Regions from separate parts of the Mus musculus genome. Here region 1 is linked to region 2. The links are chromatin loops, found by intact Hi-C in ENCODE. Cell type or tissue: left cerebral cortex. All regions are shown on one strand. Each heading gives the region's core, and the rest is flanking DNA. Links, peaks and the distances in the headings are about the cores only.

Region 1 (9,653 bases), core at 3,060-8,059, 740 kb after region 2:
GTGGTGGCCGAGACTGTCCTGCATTGGCCTGGTAGCATCACGTGACTCACACAGGAGCTACTCAGGTCTGTAACCTCAGTTTCCCTCCATCTAATATTTTCTTCTAATATTTTCTTCATTCTTGAATTTCTAGTTAGAGTTACTTCTGATACTTGTGCATCCTTGGGGAATTGTCTTCTTTGGGTAGACAGAAACTCGGAGGTTTTCTTTGTTTTTGTTTTGGGAAATAGGCAAAAGTTCTTTATTGCCAGAAAGAAGCCAGAAGCTTTTTGGTGTGAGTAGCAAGCAAAAGTAAGGAGGGAAACCCAGAATAATACAAAATAAAGAGAGAATAGTTAAAGTTTTTCTTTGCCTTAGAGAAAATAAATTAACAAATGTCATGATTTTGGAAACTTAAGAACTAGTCAGCCCTCTGGAGATATGTTGGATCTGAGAAAGTTGCTTACTTGAGGCAACATCTCCCAGTACATGTTCCATGATACAATTCCTGGCTCTCAGACCTTCATCAATTTGGTATCCTTTTATCAGAACAAAGCTTTGACTAGTTTAAGGGAAAAAGAAAATAATTTAAGAGGCAAAGTGGAGAGACAGCTTTGGATTCTTCATATTGATGGATTATGGCTCTCTGTGTTTTCCATGTGTTCTGTAGGAGAGGGAAGGATTGATCTTTTGTTTCGTAGCTGTGGTTTCAGGAATCTCCTACAGTGATAACCTGACAGGCTGATAAAAAACAAGTTTCACAGGTACCAACTTTGTGGGAGGAACTGAACAATATTTGATGGTACTTTGACAATTGTTAAGCTCAAACTATAGACTTAGCATCAGTCTAAGAGGATCATAAGAGTGGAAGATCAGGCCCTTCCTCAGGAGTTGAGGTTCACAGACTCTCTTAACCCACAGTTCTCACACTCTGTGTTAAACTTGTTTTTAAACAGGTGCATGTAAAGGCAGCGGTATCACAGAATTTCCTTTGAACCTATAGTGATCACAAATATTCAAGGGGGTGCTTGCTTTCAAACCCCGATGATTCTGTGGATTAAAGGAATAAAACCTCAGATCATCTGAGAAAATTTAAAGGCTCCAAATGATTTTTGCAAAAGTGGCTAGTGCAAAGTTAATAATGATAATAATAATAATAATAATAATAATAATAATAATAATAATAATAAAGGTTGACTGGACCCTGTTGTCAGGTCCTGGGGTCTTTAGGGTCTTTCAAGTGACAGGCAGTTGTTCTTTTCCTCATTACTGATGTTGGACCCTTTTGGAGCACACCTGATGGTTTATTTTAATGAGCATCTGGAGGATGGCCATGCTAGAATTAGGCCAGTATCATTGTGGGTTGCAGTAACAGCCTGACCTCTAGACCATAGAAAGTTGGAGGCTGCATTCCAGCATGTGTCCAGAGAGCAGTCTCCCATACATATGTAATGGATTCTTAGAAGGAGCAAAACACTTAATACATTTTGGACACCCAAACTCAGTTGACTTTCACTGGTGGAGAATATGTCCGTGTGTGAGGAGAGGAATGGTGCCTCACACCGTGGGCAGGGTCAACGTACCTTCATCTGCAGGATTCCGCAGATCTTCCTTTTGACTGGTTCTGTGTGTGCTCTTCTGCAATAATAAAATCCCGAGCTAAGGCTTTCCCGAGTCCTTCTAGTCATTCTTGCATACTACTGAGCCTGGAGAGTCAGCCAGAACCACTCATCCCCCAGTGCGATGCAGTCAGCTGATCACAACTAAAGGTCATCATTTCCCCCCAAACTTCGAGCTGGTGTGTGAAACAAGGCATCCTTGTTTGAGTACTGAATCTTTAACCCTGAGTTTGATAAACTCAATATAGAGGACATTTTATGATTTTTTTTTTAAAAATGAAATTTAAATATGTAGAGACTGCATCTCTCTGCTGCCTTCTTGAACCAGAAGGCAGAAGGACAAGTTTTTGTTTTTGTTTTTTCCTGAGATCCTTTTCGTTTTGTGGGAGCTGAGCATTTAAGAGCTTACTCCTTCATTGCCCCATGAAGGAGCAAAGTTAGGATCCATTCTCACCTGATTGAACTCCGAAAAACAAACTACGGACTCTCTCGGTCATTTCAATAAACAATTAGCCAGCCTAGGTTTTATTCAACTGTAAACTGCCTAGTTCTTCTTTTTCCCTTGCTAGCTTCTGTTTGACCCAAGGCAATGCTATAAGGATGCTGGGAAGATGCTGTGACTATCACTTGAATTGAGGATGGAGAGCACACTGTATTTTCATAAGTAGAAACAATAGATGACTTTGGAAGGTCACTTGGGGGTCTCATTCAAGCTAACCCTGAAAGAGAACTCTAGACATGGAGACTTTAATGAAAGGACAAGATGCCCTCTTGAGGTCACAGCCCAAAGACTAACCCCAGTTCTCACTCAGGAGCTGTTTGACCCCTCCCTCCTCTGCCGCTTCCCTCTGGGTAATCTACTCATATTTTTCTCATTATCCCTAAAGGAAGACAGAGGAAAACAAAATATCAGGGGTCTCTCCCTCTTCTCTTAAGGGAAGACAATTATGGTAAATAGTGCATTCATTTCTGCAGAGGAAGCACTGTTAGAAAGCCTTGCTTGCAGCGATTTTCCAGTATTTTGTCTACCTCTCCCATGTTTGGTGTTTGCTATCATTGGCTCTGGTTCCCAAGCCATTCACCAGAGCCTTCGAGAAACAGGGCAGCCAACCGCAAGATCATGTGGATTCAGGTCAACCAAGACACATCTCCTTTTCACGTTTATTTCATTTTGTTTTAAGATCACAGAAGAGCAGAGCATTCATACGTGTAAAGTAACAGAAGAGAGAACCAGAATTTAAATACATTTAAAAAGAAAAAAAAAAGCTTTTCTTTAATTTTAATTTTTTTTTACACACATTGCGCTTTTTTACTTTCCTTCACAGAGCTAGTATTCAGGGAAAAAATATCCACCCAATAAACAAAAATAAAGTAACTTGAGCGACAAATCAACTGAACCAGAAAATGGCCATGTTTTTATATCGTCAAGGGAAGATCAGTTCATGTCTACAGGGCTGGAAAAAAGGAATATATTTTATATATATATTTATATGCATATAACACTGTTAATGAGGAGACGTCTAACCAAGAACAGGATTTATACAACCTCCAGGAGAGCAAATGGAAAGGGAGGGTGAAGCAGGGCTGGGGAGAAGTGGGAGGTATCCTTCCCTCCCCTTTTTATTTCCTCCCTTTAGCCCCCCCCCCCCCCCCCCAGCAAATACTTATGGAGCAGAACGTGGCCGAAGTTCACCAGGATGAACCGTGTTCATGCTCAGGTGAAGAGCAAAGACTTAGGTAAGGGAGTTCAAAAGAGGCTCCTGACGGGTGGCGAGGGTTGCTGTGGTACGCCAGGAAGCTAGCTCCGTGGATTTTCTTCAATTGCAAGAAGCAGATTTTTACCGTGCCTAGATATTACACAGGGGGGGTTGTGTTGGGAAGAATGTAGCTGTCGGGTGGACTCACGAGCACCATCCAAAAAGCTGTGCCTAGGAAGGATCGATGGGACTGGGGAGGTGTTGGGTGGGCGGGTCTCTCTCCCCTTACAGAGTGTCCAGAGTACCGTAAACCCACTGCGCATCCTCATATAAACAGTGATACCTAACGCCGGAGGTGGTGATGAGTGAACTCTGCTCCTCGGTGTCCAGGAGAGCCCTATTCTTTGTGCTCTTTGGGAAGATTCATGAAAAAAAGGTGACCGGACAAGGTGTTGAGCTGAATGGTGAAGACAGAGTGGGACTCACAAGTGGACCTGCGCTGAGTCGGCTCAGGATGTGGCCCAACAGAACAATCCCTCCGTTACTGCTCCGGAAACTTAACTTTCACATTTGGTTTTAGCTTTTACATCTCTCACTCTCTTTTAACCCTGCCTCCCAGATAGGCTTTTTTGTCCTGTTTCACTCATGGCTGCTTTAAACTATACCAATTCAAGCTGTTAAAAAAAATAAAAAAATAAAAAGAGGCCCCTCTGTAACCACTTGGTCAATCTCACAGTCTATTTATTAGTCAAGTCTCAAGAAACGTCTGTAAGAAACCCCTTCTCTTGCCTGTTTTTCACAAAACAGCCTTTTTTGAACTTGCTTGGGACCAGCTGACAACGCCCAGTGACACACATTTACCATAATGAAGCACTTGGCCAAGGATAAGAGAAAGCTGATATTTCCTCTCACATGTGCAACTTCCTCATTTGTTACGTACATAATGCCCGATCTGGCCATTTTCCTACCCATGAAAGGCTATTAGGCTACAGTTCAACTGTTACATTTCCCAATATTACGAACAAGGCAGCCACCTCAGCTATTTTGGTGCCCTCGCTTTAATATGAAAATGCCTTTCCTCTGTATCTCTAAGAAATTTTCTCAGAAAAGAGATACAGAACTGGTCCAGAGCCCCTGTGGTTCTAGAAGGTGCTATGTTGTGGAGACAGAGGGGGGTGGGTTTAGAGAAAACCAGAGACCAGCAAATAGCTCTTCGTGGGTGGCAGCATTTAATGAATTTTAATTCATAGTCAGAATCAGAAGGTTTAGAGGTGGGAGAGACCATGAAGTGTCCTTTGAATTCTTGACTTTCCAGATGAGAAAACTAAAAACTCAGGAACTGGAATTAACTTGCCTGTGTCAGCATCTCACAGCTTTTTGTGTGGCGAGACCCAAAGCAACAGCCCCATTTTCTTGGCTCCAATCCTGATACACCTTTCATGTTACAGATGCCCTTTGTCCTTGGTAGATGAATGTAAGCCTCAGTGTGAAATCTCTTCCTACAATAGTCTGGTATGACATTCATATCATCTCTCTTGATGAGTCTGTCAGTCGTTCTGATTAAATAAAGTAAAGGTCTATGGGACACTGTTAAATCAGCAGATACACCTGGGAGTGACATTTTCATTCAAATGACTTTGTACCTTACTTTTAATCCATTGGCCTGTAGATCCACAAGGCTGCCAGGGATAATGATGATAATAATAATAATGATGATGATAATAATGATACAGGGAGATTCAGCAAAATATTTCTCAAGGATATAACATATTTCAAATTAGGATGACAAAGATATTTGCTGAGTCTGGTTAAGTGTAAAACAGTCCAAAAAATGGGGAGTGTGTAATAATCTGTTCATGTAAGTACTGGTGAATCTGTTGGAGCGATTTAAATAAAGACACAATATAATATGTATTAGCTGGCAAGAAACCAGTAACCCAGGCCCAGGAGTCCCTGCTATCCTAGTCCTCTTTCTTTCCGTTTGCCTAGGGTTGGTTGGGTCAGGCTGGAGAATCTCCACTGAGGGAGAAGGAGCAAAGAAAGCCAGCTGACCTTGGCTAGAAGAGCGTCTAAGTGTTCTGAGTGTCTGCTTCCTTTGGCTAAGGCAACACATTTGTAACCATGTCAGGCTTGCTTCTAAGTCCACTGACCTACAAAGAGCTTTGGGTTTTGTTCTTCTTATTTTGACTTCTTTTTCTTTAAGATTTATAGGTTTAGCTGAACTTGGGCTCTGCATGAAAAATGAAGTTTACATAGTTTATATTATGTACATAAACTAGTGATTTACATTGATTTACACATGATTGGTGCCTAATTTATTAATCAGCACAGTATGCAAATGCGCTGACGAGAAATCAGGATTTTAAAAATAAGTTTTCTACAATATCCATAAACATTCCACTGGCGTGAATGCTAAATCTAAACCTAAGCTTAACGCCAGCCACCTCACCAAGAAGAATGTGCTATACACTGGGAGCAAAACCAAATTCCTTCTTGAGGTTCACTTGGTGACATTTGAGCAGCAGAGCTAAATGCAAACGAGGGGGGTTTACGTTCCTCCCCACCGGTGTGCACGTAAATGCGAACTTCATTTTACATTTAGTGAGATGTTTACAGATATGATGTCAACCATAATGGGGAATTTACATCACTTGGGCAGACTAAGTCTCTGGAGGAGAAACATTTTTAATAACTTAAGCACGAAAGATTTCCTAAAGTAGGTTTGTGTTTCTTAACTTGGGGTCTATCTCACATTTTTTTCTGGTGTGTTTGTCTTCAGAGTTTTAATAGCTTTTTAGGTCAAATGTAACACTGCTCTTACATTGTTATACAAACTGGCAGTTTACAGGGGAACCAAGACTAAATCTAGGCTGAGAATCTGTGAGAATAAAGAAAAACATGAGGACATGGTTAATCCTATAGCAGGTGGTCTCTTAAGCAAATTTCCTTTAAACAAAAAGTAACAAAGTGGGCAGAAAGGCATCCACATTTTTCTAAATGAAGCCTAGCACTTTTTAAAAAAATAAACCAAATTCATTATCTCTCTTCCTTTTAAGTTTAAACCATCATTCTAAAGTTTTCCTACAATACATACATTGTTGTAAATATATCATTTGTAACGATAAGATCTAAAACAATACATACACACACATATAATTTTTTTTCACAAAGAACCCAAAGCCTGTAAAGAACAAAATTAAAACTTTAGGAAGACTAGCCAATAAAAGATGTCACATGGTAGTCATCTCAGAGAGGACCCTGTGACTGTGGGCTGAGAAGAAAGGACTTAAAAAGCAGTTTCACGCTGAGGAATTTAGTTTCTGTAGGCAGAGGAGGTAAAGTCCATCTTTGGAGGAGAAACATACTTTTGTTTCGGTCCTCCAAGAACGTAAAAAATCACGAGTATTGTTATAAGGTCTCTTTGAATAGCCTCAGTTGTCTAATGAATTTAACAAACAAACAACAAAAAAGTTCATGGTAAGGGGAAAAATATTTGTCTGTCTTGGAAGAGAACACAAGAGCTAAGGGGAAATCCTTCCAGACAGAAAACGCATCTACTTTTCCATAAGTTGTCATTGTTTTGGGAGAAAGTGATTTTAAGTGTCACAAGAAAAATGTGCCTCTCACGAGGCAAAGTTGTTTTGATCACCAACTGCAAGGAGAACAGACAGTTCTGCAGTTGTAGAATCCAGGAAAGCTATCCTTCTTTGGGGCCTGCCCTAGGTCAAGGTAATTTCTACTTTTTAAACTGAAAGCTGAGGCTAAAGTTTTGTCTTATGAATGGCATAACTTTCACTTTGTATGCAAAGGATATGGAATCCGTGAGTGTTCCTGGTTTATGGATGCAACCCCTTCACTCCATGCTACCTATTTGTTCCAATCACTTGTTTGTATTCAGTACTTTGATTACCAACAAGTGAGATCAGTGGATGGATTTTTCTGTCAATTGTATGACATCTTGGTGTAGGCCATCTGGCCTGATAGTGATTCTAATCTTGCTCCAAAGAACAGTTTCTCAGTTCTGCATGTGACGTAGCAACATTCTAAAACCTATGCGGCCTACGATGAGACTTAGGTTTTCTCCATAGAGGAGAGACATTCTTAAAAAGAATCTCAGATCTTGCTGGAGTTATGGGCAAACACCGCATTGTAAAAGAATCGTTAGCTGTTCGCTCTATGGGCCATTATAATAAAACAAAAAGAATATATGGTATTGGAATGACCAGGAATTCTTTCCAAAGGAGATATTCCTCTGACAAAACCCCAGAGCTTGTCCTTATAATAGGATGGGGACCCTGAAGGCCAGGTGCATTATCAAAGCTTATGATATGTCACAGGTATCCATTTTTGGAAACTAATACTAAATGATGCGGAATTAACTCACATTTCCTTATTCCCACTATCTAGGCCAGCATGTACTCTTCTAAGACTTTACTTAAGGATGTGGAGGGCTCTGAACATGGCAAACACATATCCTTCAGTTGTAGTACAAGAGGACTAAACTTCTAGAGAATCCTTGATTGCCAATGTATCATATTGGAATATGGCACCCCTTCCCTATGTATTACTAGCTACCCTCTTGGATAGGAATCCCCATCCTATCTCTTGATCATCCATAAATACTTTTCTGCATCCTGAACCCTGTCTGTCCTCTGGATCATGTCAAAACTGCAAACCATGAAGCTAGGATGTGACAGATTTATAAAGTGATGTAATTGCTAGAAGAAATATAAAATTCTGCTCAAATTCCTTTTTTCTTCCCTCCCCCCTTTCCTCCTCTACCCCTTCCTCCCTCCTTCCTTCCCTTCTTCTTTCCTCCCTCCTTCCTTTTCTTCCTATTCTTCCCTCTTTCCCTTCATTTTGTATCATGTGACAGCCATTTCAAAGGTTAGAAAACTTGATGTGCCATGGCTCTGTAAGGTAACATCACATTATGACCTCAGCAATAACCCTTCATCCTTTCTCAAGGTGAATCACTTTGGATGCTTCTATACAGTTTTAAGGGAAAGTAGCCACTGGTTTTCTAGCAAAGATAACCCACCACATGCAGAGAGGCAGCCTTCCTGTAAGATGTCCCCTAGGCCAACTCTGTTGGCGATGTGATGATGTCGGGCTTTGGAATGCTCATACTGCTGCTTGGACTCATCCCACATTGCTCAGACCTTCCTTATGGTTAAGCAAATAGCTCAGCTTTCAGTGTTAGTGTGAAGAGGACTCTCACAGAGATAAGTCTAAACAGAGTAGGGAAGGTGAGTGCAATCAGTGCCCCAGTGGCCTGGCTTGGGGTATTGACTGGCCTCTATGGGCAATGGTGCCACGCGCATCAGCAGTGGGGCTGGAAGCCCATAAAGCGTTGGCCTTGAACTCAAGGATAAGAATCCATAAAGGAGAACAAAGCCTGGATTTCCTAATTTGTGATGACCAATACTTTGCATTAGAAGTTTAGCAGCCTCTACAGAAGACTCGGGTCTATTTTATGTCTCATTCACAATATTTTATTGGACCAACAATCTCCAATTAAGGGCATTATGGAGCAAATGCAGTGTTACTTGAAGATTAGTGAAGGGACAAAGCAGGTCTGCTTAGGGTCACCTTGGGCTCCTCTTCCCTTGGTGGGGGAGGGGCCACCATTCAGATACCCACTTGTCTCTGGAGATTTGCTCAATACACACGGCTCCTTTTTGCAGTGGGGCTCAGCCTTTATAAAGCTATGAAACTGATGGATTCTCCAGGCTTGCACACTGAGAGTGAAATCAGCGACCATCTTCCTCCCCTAGGTGATATTATGCAGGCCACGGGTCTGTTCCCTGTCTGCTCACCCCATTGATAGTAGGCACTTTCATGTACAGTGATATTCTGAGTGACTCCCAGCTGGGTTCTGAAAATGAGACCAGGAGGGGTATGGGGTCCTGCCCTCGAAAGGAGCACAGCTTGGTTTTGAATGCACACGGATATCATGTGACGGCCATGAAAGGGGGAGGAATTCTGCTCCTGGCCTCCCACCCAGCCCGTCCCCCCCAGCAACTCGTGACAGCCGCACCTCACAACTACAGTGCAGGACAGTATCTACAGCACAATGGGTCTATGTACACATGGACCATTCCCCTGGCATGCTTTAGAGAAAGACACATACACGCTCGCACACATGTACATCTACGTGAGAGCGAGAGACTTGAGCACACGCACGCGCACAGTGGAGAAGATGAAAATGGTACTTCCTAAAGTTTGCGGCGTGACTCGTGTTCTGGGTTGCTGGGGCAAAAGGGAGGTGGGGGTAGAGAAAAGGGGAATATTTGGAATGGGTGAGCTGAGGGGATAGAACACACTGGATGGGGAAAAGGTATGTTCTTAAAAGCTA
Region 2 (9,653 bases), core at 2,948-7,947:
AAGAAATTATTCTTCATTCCGGCAGCTTCTCAGAAATTTCATTCAAAAGCAGCTAAAGATTTTTATATGCTTCACTGATATAATCATACTTCACCTTTAGCTTTTATCAATATTGGCAAATTCATATGTGCCACTTTTTGTCTGTATTTTAGTGCTAATTAAAATGTTTCAGCACTAGGGAGATGGATCAGGGAGGCAAATGTTTCCTGTGAAAGCACAAAGACCTGAGTGCAAGTTCCCAAAACACACGATAAAAAAATCTGTCATGAGCCTTAATCTCAGCCTTAGCAGAGAGGAACACAGAGACAGGAGGATCCCTCAAGTTATTATGCTGAACATCTGAGCTTCAGATTCAGTGAGGAAGCCCTATCTCAAAGGAAAACTGGAAAGCAAGTAAAGAAAGATATGCTGTTTTGAACCTGGATTTCACACTTACACATACATGTACATACACATATACATGTCTGCAAACATACTTGCATGACTACACACACACACACAGAGGATATTTCACATATTTATTTGAAGCATACAGCAACACTACTAGTAAGAATATGGGTGAAATACATGTGTAAGCATTTCAAACTAAGAATAGACAAGGTAATAATAAAATAATTAAAATAAAAACAACTACCAAAGCATTATCAGACTTATTTACTCTTTATCACAACCAAGATATAGAAATAATATGAACCTTGAAAGAGTAATAAATTCTTTTTCAACAATAGATTATATTAAATGAATTTAAAAGATGTATAAGACAATATCCATTTCAGTAACCTAGAGTTGGAGCTTAAAAGACACTGAACTACTAAAATATCATTGTTGGTTTTTCATCAAGTTAATCAAGAAGTCTTATATAACGCTAAGAAGTAAGAGTCTTCTTTAATGAATACCATCATGAATTCTTATGTGTTCAATACTTAACCATCATGAATTCATAAGCATAACCAAAAATTATTAGTAAAGTTTCCAGACAATCACTTCTATTTCTATGATTGATCATCGATAAACTGATGCGCTATAATTTGCAAATGTGGGATCCACGTCAGTGGCAGTGAAGTCAATCTGCACGTTCCTGCCCCTAGGAATTCAGGTGCTGAACCGATAGACGACAACACTGGAGAGGGAGCTTTAGGACATAATTATGATTAGCTGAGATCATGGTGTCAGTGTCATCAAGAGTGGGAACTGTGCCTTACAAAAGAAATCCCAAAGAGCTAGTTTGTTCACTTCTGGCATGAGAGCAGACAAGAGAATTCAGCAGTCTCCAAAATGGAAGAGGGCCCTCTTTGGAACCTGCCAACGCTAGCTACAGCCTTAGATTTTCAGCCTCCAAAACTGTAACAAATAAATTTTTGTTGCTTGTAAGTGACTCATAGATGGTCGTCTGTTCTATGGACAGGCTATTTTGAATGTCCATTACTAGACATTCAAAATAGCCTGTCCATAGTTTCACAGATGTTATGTACCGTAATCAGCCTCAAATCTACCCTGGGCCACCACAAACAAGTAAAATCATTTTGTAACGTAGGAAGCCATAAAGTTAACATGTAAACAGGCGTCTCTCCATGTTGAAACACATAGCTAGTAGAAAATATGATGGGAGAGAAGACACTTCATAGGACTTTAAGTATATAAAAAGCTAAGTAAATGAGTTAAGAGAAAAACATAAGACTATATAAGAAACTTAATAACAAATGTTTAAATCTCTATGTCAAAGACCATAGAATAGTTAAAAGACACAAAAGTTATTAAATATATGGGAGGAAACTCAGCTTCTGCATAAGAGATGGTACTCCCATAAAGATAATCATTGTGCCTGTGTCAAGTCAGGGACATCTAAAATTACATGAGAATTTTCACAAGGTATTTTTGTTTTTCTTTTATACAAGTTCTTCTGGCTGATTATAGTGTTTATTTGGAATAACAACTGATCAAGAAAACTGAACAAGAAGAGTAATGAGGGAATTGGAGAAGGGAATGAACACCTTAAATATTAAAACATATTATAAAGCCATAGTAATTTACAATTATGAGAAAACAGCACACAACAAACTTAGGACAGAAAACCTAGAAATGTACCTGATTCTATGACAAATTTTACCATAAGATACCATGTAAGCACTAGAAAACAAAACAAAAAACTAAGTCTTTACATAATGAGAAATAGGAAAACTTACTAATTGTACATCTCTGTGATAAGATCCAAAAATTCAACTTATCAGTATTACCAGAACTGTTTTGTGAGATGATCGCCATTCTCAGAATTCAATAGAAAGTAAATCTTAAAACTGTCAGAAAAGCAAAGATGTCACAGTTGTTGGTAGAAGCAATTTTAACACTTCCTCTTCCTATTGTTTTTAAATCCCAAGCAAAAATACTATAATAAAAAAAAAAAAAAACTCCACACCTTCTGTGACTATAACTTAGTTGAAAATCAACTACAGTACATCTCAATTTAGATCCAAACTTTTTCTTAAATTTCAAAACAATGTTTATATTTTTTATTAGGTATTTTCTTCATTTACATTTCCAGTGCTATCCCAAAAGTCCCCCATACCCTACCCCACCCACTCCCCTACCCACCCACTCCCACTTCTTGGCCCTGGCGTTCCCCTATACTGAGGCATATAAAGTTTGCAACGACCAATGGGCCTCTCTTTCCACTGATGGCCGACTAGGCCATCTTCTGATACATATGCAGCTAGAGACACGAGCTCCGGGGTATAGCTCTATCTATAATTTATATTATAAACTATATATGTGATTCCTAAGGTCCACGGGGCAGAGCCCCTTAAATGCATTTATATTAGCTTATCATTAAAAGTAATAATAAATGCAGATGCATTCTAAATCTCTGTTAATACTCATTTTCATACACTATTGTGAAGAAATACCCTAGTGCTTAAGACATCTGGGTTTAAGCCAGTCTATCATCGCTGGCGGCGTAGTATTGGAGTGCATTTTGAGACAGCATCTTTGCTTACCTTGAAATACCATACTTTACAAAAAAAAGCAATAAGCCTCTAACATTTGTAAAGATTATGTTTAGGAAGAAAAACACTGGGCATTTAGTATCTTTTTAAATAAACACTTCGAAAAGAATCATACATATGACTAAAACCAATTATCCCACCACCAAGTGGCAGGAGGGTATCTGTATCTCTGGGTCCTATAGATCCTATAGATGCCATCTATAGAATGGAGAGGTAACAGTCTACAAAACTACATATTGTCCTCACAAGTGGCTTCTGGAAAAGGGTGTATGGTTTGGTTTGGTTTTTGTTTTTATGAGATGTTAAACTGGTAAGGTGGCAAAAGACAACACAGCCTTACTACACAGTGGCACTGCCTTACAAATGAAAACCTGCACTATTCCTTATGATCAGGGTTTCACCCATTTATTTGGTTAATCATTCAAATGGCTAAACAGACCTCTAATTTGAAAATAAAACCAATTGATGCAATCACAAACAAGTTCTAAAATTGCGGTTTATAAAAATTGAAATCTTGTTCTAAGCCAAAACACACACACAGTTACCTTTTCCTAATCAGAGCATTCATTTCTCCTCATTATGATCTCACAAGCACATTAAAATCTTATTAACATTAATTACTTCTGAGCGCCTATGCATGAGCAGTGACAGTCGTGAGCTTGCGCGTGTCTGGATCATATCTACATTTATATACCTTACTGCACTTTGCTTATAAAACATGTGAAAATATTTCTGCTAACACCAATTAGCTAATTCCTCCCTCCCTCTCTCTCTCTCTCTCTCTCTCTCTCTCTCTCTCTCTCTCTCTCTCTCTCTCTCACACACACACACACACACACACACACACACACACACACACAAGGGGGGGGGGAGAACTGCTGTTTCACTGAACAGCCTATCAGGGATCAGCAAACATATGGACAAACGGACAAGGAAGAAATAGAAACACCTTGGATGTGAGAACTAAAATTCATCATATTTGGGCTTAATTCTTGAGGTAAAGTCAAACTCAGAGAACAAAACAACGAAAGGAAATAAAATCACATAAACTGATAAAGCTACAGAAACTAATAGTTTCTCGGCCCAGAAACTATTGAGTGGGATGGGGATGGCAATAAAGCAAAAGTTAGAAGAAAAAAGCAACAGACTTGGGAGCCAGAGGTAACCATTCCGTACATGTGCCCATATGGACATGCACCTCACACATCTGCCCATGTAAACAAACTTATCATTTGAACAAAACAACAGAGATTCTGCCTATAAAATATGAACAAAAACCTACTATACCTTAGGCTCAAAAAGTCATCACAAGCAAATAAAATTTTTATGTAATACAAATGACCTGTGATCCTATGTATATGATAAACACTATTTACAAGAGCCACCCAACTCTACCCGAGAACCTCAATCAAATGCAGAAAGCTGGGCCACTACAGACATCAAACAACAAAGAACCATTTTGCTTAGCACTGTCTTCTCAGCATCCAAATATGTTATCATCTACACATACACTCCATCCACTACTGCCCTCCTCTTCCTCCATCCTGTGTCATCAGGAAGAGTCACTAGGACTGCATCTCTGATTATCACAACTACATCTACATTTCTGTGTTTGCCCCATCTGCCTATCTTCTCTCTCTTCTCCTCACAGCCTATACTTCATTAGTGAATCCAAAGTCCACTCAAAGACCATTTATCTAGAGCTACATTTTCTAACCTGAGTGTCAGTACCATTTTTAACTCCTTGATGCTGCTGACAACTATTATCCCAAATCCTGCATTGCTTTCACAAAGGAAATATTTCAGAATTCCTTATATAACATGTAAAGCATCAGCAAAAAGAGTTCATTTTTAGTTCAGAATAAAATTTTGAGTGAGAAAAATTCTGTCTGCTTTGGTCACAATACTTATTATTTGTTGAAATAAGAAAACAATAAAGCTTAATTTTAAGAATTTTAACCATTGATTATAGGTATTAAATTGAGAACATCTGACTAAGAATGAAACAGAGAAAGGGAGAGATCATAAGACAGTCAACCACCTAGCACAATTAATGCTCAAGTTGATTTCAGCAGTTATAGTTTAATTCTGTAATTCCAATTTTCTACCTATTGTTCAGCAGTCTCATAGCCTAGCATGAATAAACACCCTATAGCAGCACATGTGTACCCACTCCAGATGTGCTATGTCAGAAATATCTAAGTACTGTTCTTGCCCAGTATAATGCACATTAGCAAAGAAATGGAAAGGAACAGATATCTTGCTCCTTATAAAGTAGTATTTAAAATGTATATTAGTATCAATGTAGAGTTGAAATTTTTATAAAGAGCATGCTAAATTTTATTAAAGTTGAGTTATTCAACATGCTTATAACTGAAAAAAAAAAAAAGCAGTGACCATTCTCTGGGAAATCTAAAACATACCAATAAAAAGACTGTTAACCAGTGAAGTGTTTAAGTATTCAGTATAAATTCAATAATAGTAAAGTAAAAGCAAGTGCAATAAAATAATATTGAAAATGAACAAAAGTTATTTCAAGTGAATGCCAATATCATATCTAAAGGTTGAAATCAGCACCCTTATGAAGTTTATATGAGTTTCATACAGGCAACAGCATCTGTCACAGTGCTACTAACTACCTGCACAGATTCAAATTTAGCCAGATTTATAAGGCAGCACCAAGAGCTCCCAAACAACAAATAAATAAACCTACAGAACCAACATTCAAAAGTCTGAAAATATTATAAAAAAATTAATGGTTGTCATTATTACACAATAGTACTTTATATTTCAAAAGCATTTATATTTAACGAATGATTAAACATTAGTTTATAAGTCATCAATAGCCAAGTAAAATAAGGAACTTAAAAAAAAAGTATTAGCCAAGTGAATCACAGAAGAAATATCTTATGAGAAATATCTAAGTTTATAGACTACTAACAAAGAAACTTATTTAAAAATCAATTTATATTAGCACTTTTTGGGAACATCTTGCATCACCCCCTTAAAGATCACAGGGAAAAGAGGCAGCACAGAAATAATGTTGAATTATCAGCTATCAAAAGTACCATGGTTAAATTTTCAGTTCACTATTTTACTCAGAGCTTCCCGGCAACCCACTGACATATGACCAAGACCGACTAGCAGAAAGTGACAAAAAAAAAAATGTTGAGGCTTCGAACCCACCTTCCCTCTCATACAGGCCACATCACAAACTAGAGATTAGGTGGCCAAATTTTAACATCAAAGGTGCACTTGGCATTTGAACCAGACCTAAGAATAAAAACCATGGTCTTTATTGTCCAATAAAGCTAATAAGCTGAGGCTTACTTAACTCTTTCCTGGCTTTTTGGATCTTCTCAAGGATTACTGAAATTGGAGGCTACATATGAAAGGACAGTTCATCATTTCCAAACAAACGATCCTCATCCAGATTGCCCTCCAATCCGTGAAATCTGAGATGCCTCAGGATTCTTCTTTGTGAAAGCCTTACAAATATATCCAAAGATGGTGAGTCCCATATGGCTCTGATAAATGAAACCCGTTATTGTGAATTTCAGGCTCTTCTTTACAACAAAACACTATTGGGTGAATTTGGTGCTCATGAAATAAAGCACTAATTGCGTGGCCTAACAACACTGAATCCTCTGCCTAGCAGACATTTCAAGTTGTGCCAAATTGGTTTTGGGATGTGAACACATATCCTGGAGCCAGACTAGCTCACATGCACTCACTACTCCCTGGAAGGAAGTTGGGCACTCTTGGAAACTACATTAACTCTTTCAGGACACCCGGGAACCTGACTATCATGAAGAGAAAGGCCCTTTCAAGACAAAAACAAGTCGTTCTGCACAATGTGAAGCCCCAGTAAGAGAGGTAAAAACAGCAAAATCTGACTGAGGCTTAAGTATCCACATTACGTATTAGACAGCATCTGGACCCCAATAGATGCTTTCTCAAATGTATCTTGAAAGTGCTATTCCTTTTCTCCTATGTATGCATAATTTCTAAGACATTAATAAGAGTTGTGTGCACTCCTGAGACAAGAATTCATTTTAAGCTTAATATGCCACATTTGCCTCAGGCCAAGCGATAAGAAACTTTTGTTTCTTTGGTAACCACTTTCACCTTATTATAACAAGAAACTCCTTTAGTGTTTTTAGCCACATGAAATGTAATTTCCAAACAAGAATCTTTTTCTATGGTCTTTGTATCCTGGCTCACAGAGATGCCCACAAACCTGGAGCTGCATATTTAAATGGCAATTAACCAAATCTCTCCCTCTCATGCAAATCTATGTTCATAATTTTAAAAACAGGATAAGGAAAATTTTGAACTGCTACCTCTTTTTTTATGTCCTAAATAACTTGTTGGGGATCAGTACTTATTTTTCTAGAGAATTTTAACTAAATAATTAATTTGTAGTAGATAAGAGCATATTTATCTGTCCCCAAGAATATCCAAACTGCACCACCTATAATTTTAGAGTTTGTAGGCTAAGGCTACTGTCTCCTTAAGGCGGTCAACTTCATCTTTTATTTTGAAAACTTGATAAAGATGAAGTCTAGATGAGAACTGTGGGAAATACGTAGAATCCTTGGAAGATGTCATTTAGTTACTTTAGCTCCTTCTGGCTTAAGCATTCTCCATTTCTTACAGAACCACACTTAACTTCCTGCCAATTGGTGTGAATTTAAATGGGAGGTGAGAAGCCTGTGCTCCGCTTCTAACAAAGCCGCAGGCCCTCACCACTGGCCTCCTCAGGCCACTGAGACTGACTGACTCCATAGCTGAGATATGAAAACACAAACTTGTCAGCAGGCCCTACCTATAAGGAAACTAGGTGCTATTGGCAAATAGGACACATTTGTGAATCAAATGTATGGCTGTTTTTGAACTCAATTAATTTCAATTCTTAGAATAGAATCCAAGGCTCTGATGGCTGTGGGTATGTCAATATGAGAACCATCTACCTGATCTGCATTCATGTTTGGTAACAACTCAAACATTCACTAACCAAAGTTTAGAGGACTGGAAACTCTACTGCAGTGTGTGCAAACCATGTTGAATATGATGACATTCCCTCTGAGTTCTTCTATGCAGTTACTGGGTTAGCTTCCGGTGACCAAGTCAAACTCAGGTTGTGGTTTCAGTTGGCACAGAGAAACCAGTAAGGCGGCATTATAAGGAAAAGTGAAGCTACTGCCCACACACTGCACCATCCACAGATTTTCTATTTACTGTAACAGTGAGAAGCTGACTAATAGATATGACCTCAACAGGTAAGATGGGAACCAAGGTGAAATTTTCCCACAAGGCTCAAGCAGAGGAGATATCTAAGGAAGTTATAAACCTTTCAAAGACTAAAGTTCTAATTAATGTATCTACTCTAATTCCATGTAATATGATTATGAAGCTGTTTTTAAAACCTTGTATGTTCACTACAATTTCCATATTTAGAGCTCTGCCATGAGCACAATCTCTACTTATTCGACACCATGTCTATTTCTAACCCCATGATTGTTACATATATGGTCTGAATAAAAGATACACATGCTTAAAAGGATGCACACTGGCCTTACAGATCAGCTTGTTCTAAACATCCTTCATGCTCAAAATTTACCTGACAGTCTACCTAAGCCTGAAACTATCACGAAAATAATTTTCAGATATTACAGCAACAGCAAGAAAAGAGGAGGGAGGAAACAGGCTGCAGAGATGTTAGAGTTTCTTCATCAATAGAGGCACCAAGCCAGGCAATGTTCTCACTGAAGAAATAGCTCCAGTACAAGTCTCAACCCTGAAAACACATGTGTAGCTGTAACTAGTCATTTTACCCATGCAGGCTTCTCCTTCCTAACCTGCAAAGCAAGGCTAACCAGTTGCTTCCCATATGCCTATACTGGCTAGATGTTTTCACGTTTTACTCCGAGCCAAAACCTCATCTACATAATACCAGTCACACCTTCCCCTCCCCATTGAGTTTTCTGACTTTCTGTGTTTGCAAAGACATAAAATTAGCTGTCAAAATTGAACATGCCCAGTAGCCAGGACACACGCTGGCCTCAAGATCGGGAAGGAGTGAGTTATGTCAAAGTGCTTATTTGGCCCCAACAGGGTCACTGTTGGTATACTACCTCCCACTACTAGCTCCTGTGGAATTTTCCTCAGAAAAATGGAGAACTGTTTTAAGATAGACATGCCCTTTAAGCTGGTCTCAAATCAAAATAAATTTAGGATATTCAAAGAGCCTACAGAATTTTCCCTGTGGAGCTTAAATAAATTACTGACAAAATTTTCCATTTCATACTCCCTTACTAAATTTGACTTTCTACAAAATCATGTTTTAATTTCTATATTTGAAAAAAGAGTAGGTAAACTTCTTAATTTTAAGATCTACCCTTCATTCTTCCCAAGATGACCACCTAAAAGAGTGTAATTTGGGAAAAGGTCACTCTTAGAATTTCAAATGTAATCCAAATCCCCAAAATTGAAGTTCTTCTAAAGAAAGGATTACATTCTCCTGTTACTACATCTGGATACATACATACATACATACATACATACATACATGTTTAATATATGAATTAAGTTGTCATCAAAACTTTCCCAAACTATATATGTATCTTGATTTATAAGATCATGGTTATTTTC

The links. A loop is a pair of places that touch in the nucleus more often than their neighbours do. Peaks named below come from ENCODE experiments on the same cell type or tissue, not always from the same donor. Only the 100,000 strongest peaks of a DNase experiment are listed, where the experiment ranks them.
Region 1: a loop joins it to region 2, with 6 times the contacts of the local background. A loop is called at or near these places in 15 of 42 quality-filtered maps.

The regions. Positions count from the first base shown.
Region 1 is chr16:42,174,772-42,184,424 of GRCm38, reverse strand. Lsamp (limbic system-associated membrane protein) reads right to left here. Exons shown (of 7, transcript NM_001347236.1): 7 at 2,746-9,653. Among named protein-coding and RNA genes, the nearest start is that of Mir6540, 120 kb to the left of the region's middle. In left cerebral cortex, for the core only: no CTCF peak of the experiment used is centred there; a DNase peak (open chromatin) is centred at 5,328.
Region 2 is chr16:42,918,668-42,928,320 of GRCm38, reverse strand. The region is part of intron 1 of Zbtb20 (zinc finger and BTB domain containing 20); the gene reads right to left. Among named protein-coding and RNA genes, the nearest start is that of Gm19522, 11 kb to the right of the region's middle. In left cerebral cortex, for the core only: no CTCF peak of the experiment used is centred there; no DNase peak of the experiment used is centred there.